3 separate regions of the Mus musculus genome follow, and regions 1 and 2 are each linked to region 3. Evidence: chromatin loops called from intact Hi-C (ENCODE). Cell type or tissue: gastrocnemius. All regions are shown on one strand.

Region 1 (2,500 bases), 540 kb after region 3:
GACTGGAGCAAAGACCAAACAAAGAATTTTCCTAGAGAGCAGGGGAGACAGAAACACCTAGAAACCTGCTCTCAAAGCAGCCTTTCTTGTTCCGCTGCAGACCACCATGGACGTTATGCAGCATTCTACCTTTCTGCATCCATATTGAGTATGATCAACAGCAGTTGATACCTAAGGTTGCCTCAAAGATAAATAAATAAATAAACAAAAATATGAGAAAGAGGCAATGGACACAAAAAGAATATAATAGGTCAGACCCAACTGTTATTAAACAGAACACATCAAAACAAAAAATGAGAAACCATTTGGGTTTCTTAATAACTGGCCTTTTCTAGCCAAGGACAAAGAAAGGGTTCTAGTTGGCTGGGGAAGTCAGTACCTTTTGAAAGTCTGGAGAGATCTTGCACTAGGGGAAAGCAGTGTAGATATGCAAATGTTCCATTCAAATGCAGCCTGAATATGAGGTAATTCAGTGGACAGAACTACTTTCAAGCCCCCTCTCCAGCTTAGAACTGGTCCAGACCTAACATAGCTTTATCTCCCACAGCCCACACCAAGATAATTCAAGTTGAAAGTCCATTGACAGCGCTTAGGTAGGAGAGCTTGTGGGTTCTGAAGTCTGGAATTCTCATGTAAGACTGTACGCTCTGAGACTGGAGCTCCTGGGTGGTCTCTGCGCTCCCGATGAGACTAATGGACCGATTATGCCATCCCAGAAGTTCTCCCAGTGCATCCTTTATCTTCCTTTTCCTTAGGAGTAGTTCAGAGCTTTCTTCCCCGAAGTGACCTCTGGCAGCCTCTGTGCTGATATCAACTCACATTCCCAGTGAGTGAAAGGATTAACTCAAGGTCACCAAGCAGATAGAAGGTTGAGGCTTGGGTAACACTAATGACTAACCTTGTGTGTCTTATCATTCATGGTCCTATTTATCTCAACCTGTGGATTCCTAGGATATTGCACGCGCGCGCACACACACACACACACACACACACACACACAAAGCCAAACAGGCCCTTCCTGAGAGCATTCAAGGTTGTCCCTGGTGGAGTTCACTCATCTGGAATTATCAAAGGATCTAGCACAGTGGTTAAGATTTAAAAAAAAAAAGTCCCAAGTCTAACAGCTCAGGTTTCTAACCAGGCACCCACTGGATTCCTGGAACCGTGTGGTTGGGAAACTATATATAAACTTCGGAGTTACTGCCTCTCAGGAATGTGAAATCCCATCAACCTCAGCTTTTGGCTAACCCCAAACCTCAGGGATTAAGTCCCCATGGACACACAGGTGTACTTTGCTCCAAAGAGCCCTTCAAAACCTCACCAGAGTTCTCAGCTCTCTTTGGAAATTAACAACCCCGGGTCCAGCGCCCACCGCTCAATTTAGCAATCAGTTTGTGCCTGTAGAAATGCAAACAAGACAGACTCCTGCTCCTCCCGGGCCAAGCTCCGGGCTAGAGAGCCACTGCCAGGCGGCTCCCAGGGGAGATTTCAAGAGGACTTTGCTCAGGTTTGGCATATGCTTCCTGTCCAGACCAGAACAGAGAGTTCCCATCTAGCAGCTGTGAACTCTGACTCACCTGCCTGCAGGAGAATTTCTCCATGTGACAGAGTATTTAACAAGGGCCTAAGGAGCAGGCGTGTTCTGCCGGAGTCTCTGAAGCAAGAGGACAGCTGTGCTCGGGAAGGAGCAGGCGTTGAAGATAGGAGTCTGTGCTAATCTGGAGCTCCCATCTTCTATTGTCTTCTCCCCCCTCACCCTCAGACAAACCCCAGGGTCTGGTGCTCAATTTCTCTTGAGCTAGGGTCCCTAGAGGTGGTCACACCCATACTCACTTTGTGCACTGCCTGTAGGTGTTCACATTCACTGTCCTTTCTGTTGCTTTTAAAAACCATTTACTGTATCTAGGGCTTGGCTTTTGCCGGCAGCCAATGTCACCTTGGTTGTATATACGCACGCTTGAGGTACATTTGTGAATCACTCAGCCATCACCAAAGAAACGTCTTCTCGTGGTAAATGGGACTTAACAGAGAGATCCACCACTGGACAAGGCGCAGAGGATGAGAGACTTTGGAGCACCCAGTCCTACATGGTATGCTCTATCAAACCCTTTCCCTCCACGCTCGGGGATCAACGCGGAAGAGGAACAGAAAGATTTTAAGAGCCAAAGGTAGAGGAAGACTCTAAAGAAACAGTGTCTGCCAGACGCAACAGGACCAATAGGAACTCACAGAGACTGTGGCAGAAGACCCAAAACCTGCACGTGTTCAAATCAGACAAAATGGCCGCCCTGAGAGCAGAAGTGGACACAGGGTCCCACCTCTAACTGAGAAGCTCTTTGTAACTGAGAACTCCTGGGAGAGGGGAAATCTGCTTGCTACAGTGGAGTGGCCCTGGGTTTATCAACCACACTCAGACAGGCTCTATGCCCAGGAAGCAGTTGGCCAACACAAAACAGACTCCATGTTGTTGGTTTGGGGGTGGCAGGGGGAGCTTCTTGCT
Region 2 (2,500 bases), 530 kb after region 3:
CTTCAGGGCAGATTTCAGGAATCAGCAAAGGTACACCATGACCTGGAGGGCATGTGTGGGAATGCTTTGAAACAAGGGAACCACAAGGATGTCAAGTCAGGAAAGAAAAACAATAATTCATTCACTACACTCCCTGTGAGGACAGTGGAAGGGCACAGCCTTAGGGGTGCATCAGGGTAAGTCTCACTTTAAGACCAGAGTCATTCTCGGGGGTCAAGAAGACCTGTGAGGAAACCTGTGAAGGACAGACAACCAGAGAGCATTGTAGAGCAGGGGTAAATTACATTAAAATTAGCACATGATTTATATATACTTATAATCTGCCAAATAGCTATAGGCTTGGCCAGGATACTTCCATATGTTGTGGTAAATCACTTGGAAGGCCAACTGAGCATTTGTGGCATTTCGGAGATGCCAGCTTTGGCTAGGAGGTTGGCGGCTGCTGGGGGCAGTAACCTACCTTGTGTGAAGAGAGAAATAGAGTCTAACTCCAAGAGAACAGATGGCAAAACTGTGGGAGCCTCCACATCGCCTCCCTTCTCGAGAAATGTGTTAGGATACCTGTGCTGGCAAACAGGCCAGACTGGTCCCGACGCCCACGCCCGCACAGCCAGCCTGGGTTGCCCCTTGGCTTCTCACTAACACAGTGAAGAAGGATGGGGGCATCTGGTTTTTACTAGTTCTCGCTCAGTGTTACAAGGCAGTTTCCTCACACCTCATAGCGGGAGCCCTCCACCCATGGGGAAAGGGCCTTGCAAAAGGAGGAATCCAAAGAGTTTGTACAAGATAGAAAAGAAGGAACCCCTGGCATCTAGGCCGTAGTTGGTTGCATAAGGATTCTGTTTCTCTGAGGCTTCCTCTTGTCTGTGAGCAAACTGAGCGTGGTAGGGTCTTTCCAGAGCCCATCCCCAGAGGACAGGGCAGCACAGAAAACTCGGAACAGAGGAGCATGGCAAATGGTTTGCATCTGAGCCCCTGACCTCCCCTTGGACTCAGCCAGTATCCCCATCACTGCCCAATCATATCCTTAAGTCCTAACCCCGTCAGAGAGAAGCAAGAAAGATGACAGCACTGTGCCTACAACCTGAAAACGAACCAGAGCCAAGCTGAGACAGGACCCACCCTGGTGACCAGATGGCTCCTCTTTAGTCTGCACTTCCCGGGGGGGGGGGGGGGTAGGGGGGGGGGCCTCTGGAAGCTCAGGAGTACCCGCAGGGAAATACCTCGTGGCTGGCAAGTCACCAACCACACCCTGGCCATCTGACTGTATGACAAGGCTGTAAGGGTGTGTGTCCTTATTTCTCTGGACATCCAAAAAGCTCAGCTGGTCATTTCCCTTAGCTTCATTCCCTCCTTTGACCATCAGGACAGTGAGACATCTGAAAACCTGTGGTCAGCGCCAGACCAGAAACAGAAGAGAAAGAAGCCACCTTCTTTCCCCAGCATGCCGCCCCAGGGAGCCAGGCCTTTACTTTCACATATGCTGGAGGTGTGGTGTCCAAGAGAAAACCTTTTGAACTGTTTTTTTTTTTTTTTTTGGAATCTCCAAAAAGACCCTGCACATCAAAGGGGACCCAGTCCCTCCCTCGCTGTGCATGGCAGGCATTGTTAAGCATTTTGCATGAATCAACCTCCTTCTGAAAGAGAAAGCAAACCCAAAGCATGTGGCCAGCCCGTGGCCACAGCGGCGGCCCCACGCACATGCAGCACACATGGCCTTGCCTGGTTCAGTAGATTCAAATGCCGCCGCAGCTACAAGAACCTTTCTCACTACTCCCCCAGGCCAGGATACAATGGGGCCAGTTGTTGGAGATATCACATATAGACCTACCTCTTAGGAGTCTGTGCAAACTCTGACTCCAGTCATAAGGGAATCCCTGCTGGGCCACCTAAAAAAAAAAAAAAGTCAGGTTGAGATGCAGTCTGGGGTGAACAGAGAGGCCTGTGTGAGCCATTGGCACTGGGCCCAGAAAGCCACACTCCTGAGCAAGCTTCAGTGTTGCTGGCTTTCTGCAGAGGAGTCCAGACCCTGAAAGGATGAAGGGGTGGGTTCCATCCATAGCTTCAGACTTTTGTCATCTACCTTCATGGATCTGTCTGGTTCCCTACAGGTGGCTAGGGTGATGGGCGGAGCATTCGAGACCCTGCTGAAGGCCACTGATGTCCCCACGGAGCCTAGACATTGAGGAATGTCTGTCTCTCCCTGGCCAATATGGAGGAAGGCATCTCCGGGCCCTTCCTGAAAAAAAAAAAAAAAAAAATGGACCTGAGGTTTTCCTGGAGATAAATGGAACCATTTTAAAGGGAGATGCTTTTTTAAAGAAGCCAACTTCTCTGGTAGCAAAGTTCTAGGTTCAGGAAAAGAAAGAAAAGGGTTCAAACCCTACGAATACAACTCAATCGGTAAGTTTTAATTAGCAGTTCAAAACTGCCCACATTCTGGGTTTCTAATTAATAGGCACAATTTCCGTTGAGTTCTACTTCAGCGAGAGCTATATAA
Region 3 (2,500 bases):
GGATGTTAAGGATGGCTAGATTCTGGAGGCGGAGCCATTTTTGCCTCTGTAACAGCATCCTACAATGGTGAAACAGCTTATAGTCCTTCAAAGTGCCCCGAAATACAGGGTGGGTTAGATGCCACCTGGGGGCAATCCTGGATTTGTTACAGAGGGGCAGTGTGCAAGGGGAACCACAACCAGACGGGAGAGAGGGAGAGAGGCCATTCACAAGAAACAATGTGCTCGGCCCCAAAAACCCTTGGAGACTGGACTTGTCAGAGCCCATTCTGATTCCCCCACCTAACATTTTGTAGTGTGGTCAGCTCAGTGTTCAAGGGTGGGCTGGTTTATGTCAACATGGTGGGATTACCACAAAAGTCATTCTTTGTACTTTTGAATGCGGCTTTTCCAATGGGGAAAATTAAAACCAACTAAATTGACTTTTTTTCCCCCTCTGTGACCCAATTCCTGGCTTTCTCTGCTTTGTCCTCCGCTGACCAATCCTTTAGGCTCCTTAAGATCTTGATACCATTTGTAGCAAGAAGTTCTAGGGCACTGAGCCACTGACAACCAGGAGCATCCTTACTCTGTTTAATCCTGTACGAGCATCTAGGTGACAGACTAAGGCTTTTAGCAAAAGCAACAAGTGGTTGAAGCAGGGGGACAAGGGCATGTCCCTTCTGCCATCTCTTCATTCACTCGCTGTCCCCCATAGAGGTCTCTGCTAAAGATCTGGTTCGCCAGCTCTACAGCGAGGTCGGAACTCCAACCACAACGACCCGCCACTCCCCCAGGCAGCCTGCTCTGCAGAGGCAGAGCCTTCCACGCCTTCCCGGAGTCTCCGAGCGCACGCGCCACCTGACTAGCGCGGTCATTGGCTGCTGCCTGTTGCTAACCCACGTGACCGGCGCCAGCGCGCTCCGCCCCTGCCCCTGCTAGCCTAGTGCTTTCCTGCGGACGTGCGCTGCTGCCCAGCCTCAGGCTCCAGTCCTGCGCTGGCTGCTGCTGGCTGTCGTCAGCGATGCCGCCGCCGGCCACAAGGTGGCAGTGCCGTGCTGCGTGGCTACACGCCCCTGGAAGCACCGGACCAGCCTTGGTCTGGCAAAAGTTTTCCAGTCTTTCCAGCAGATGCGCCCAGGCCGTGAGCCCTCCCGGGCGGCCTGGAGGCAAGGGATCGGGTGGGGGTGGGGTAGCCGCCGATGTCCTGGGTGGCTTTGGGGGCGATTTGCAAAGGCATGCATTTGTTGTTAAGAGCTCGGAGAAACAGTTTGGGGGAGCCTGTCACAGATGCAAAGTCTGTTGATATTTCCAGGAGTGTTTGGTTTGGTTTGGGCTTTAGGGACCTACAGCAAGCATCGATTCTCGTGGAGGCGAACAACACTGACAGCTACTCTTTGTCTCTCGTCGGGATTCTGAACAGAGCCCGACGTCGCTTCCATTTCAGAGATATATGCCGCTGACACTACCTTGAGAGAGCTCCTGCCTCCATGGTTCCTGACCTGCCTAGAAGGGGAGGGCGCAGGAGACTCTTGTTCTACAGCTGTCCTCGGGATGCCCTCAATTCCCAGGCGCAGGGATAAGCTTGTCTGACCCCATTTGACCCCGCCGCAGGCGCCAGGCGTCCTCATTTATTGCGAGGCCTAAGAGTCCTCAAGGCTTACTGCCTGCCTACCCCCCTCCCCCACCACCCGCCGCTCTTCGTTTTTTGGTGTTTTGTTTTGTTTTGTTTTGTTTTTCCTCTCCTTGTCCTGTGCGGGAATCATATGCCTCCTTCCTGTTGTCTAAGCTCCCCTCTTCCGTAGGCACAAACCTGCCCCCTCTGCGTTTTTTACCTTAAAACAGGTGTTCTGAGGATTGTCTCTAGTTCTGGCGACGTCTTGAAAGAACTGAGTCTGAGCGAGGCAGACAGACGGCAGCATTAGTGGTGATGGAGCTGCACTGCTAAATGTGGAGATGGGAGGGGAAACACACCTGGGCTTCCACAGGGCAGGAGAAGATCTGTCACTTGGGCAGAGCCTTTGAGTCGCACTCAGGTGATCTCCAGGTATCTTTTGTCTGTTTTAACCTGACATTCATTTGCATCTAACAGGACTCCCGAAAGAAGCCTGGTGTAACTGAGTCTGGAATTTTTGCTGGGCTTGCTAGGTCTACACTCTCCCACCTGTGCTCCGAGGAGAGGTGTAGACTATCTCTTGGATTTTGCTTGGAGGATGTCCTTTCCGGACTCAGGACCTAGGAGAGACCAGCAGGAAACAGAACAGAGTCTACATAGGTGAATATCAAAGAATCACCTGGAGAGATTTACAGGTGTGTCCTGGATTTGGGGGAACCATGGAAACACAGAGTCAGCTACCTGTTGTGGTGAAAGTGAAGTCAGGAGTGGGGAAGGGTGGGGAGGGAGAGGGGTGAGGAGGGAGAGGGGTGGAAGGGCTGCTAAACAGTCTCTGTTTCCAAGAGTTAGCAAAACACAGATGTACTAACCTCCCTTGGGTTACTAGATGTACTAACACTCCCTTCA

Evidence for each region. Hi-C counts contacts between places; a loop is a spot of excess contacts. Peaks named below come from ENCODE experiments on the same cell type or tissue, not always from the same donor. Only the 100,000 strongest peaks of a DNase experiment are listed, where the experiment ranks them.
Region 1: a loop joins it to region 3, with 2.9 times the contacts of the local background. A loop is called at or near these places in 3 of 42 quality-filtered maps.
Region 2: it touches region 3 in a loop (2.1-fold over the local background); 3 of 42 quality-filtered maps call a loop at or near these places.

Annotation. Positions count from the first base shown.
Region 1 is chr13:44,408,072-44,410,571 of GRCm38, forward strand. No RefSeq gene overlaps it. Among named protein-coding and RNA genes, the nearest start is that of Gm33958, 9.2 kb to the left of the region's middle. In gastrocnemius, no CTCF peak of the experiment used is centred here; a DNase peak (open chromatin) is centred at 1,458; H3K4me3 peaks cover 566 bases; H3K27ac peaks cover 2,500 bases.
Region 2 is chr13:44,398,273-44,400,772 of GRCm38, forward strand. It overlaps Gm33958 (a long non-coding RNA gene), which reads right to left and starts at 1,889. Exons shown (of 4, transcript XR_873330.1): 1 at 1,832-1,889. In gastrocnemius, no CTCF peak of the experiment used is centred here; DNase peaks (open chromatin) are centred at 139, 528, 1,207, 1,662 and 1 more place.
Region 3 is chr13:43,863,751-43,866,250 of GRCm38, forward strand. Gm33195 (a long non-coding RNA gene) reads left to right here. Exons shown (of 3, transcript XR_873323.2): 2 at 2,072-2,289. Among named protein-coding and RNA genes, the nearest start is that of Gm33195, 1.8 kb to the left of the region's middle. In gastrocnemius, a CTCF peak has its summit at 1,020 (motif pointing right); DNase peaks (open chromatin) are centred at 162, 969 and 1,530; H3K4me3 peaks cover 1,352 bases; H3K27ac peaks cover 1,680 bases.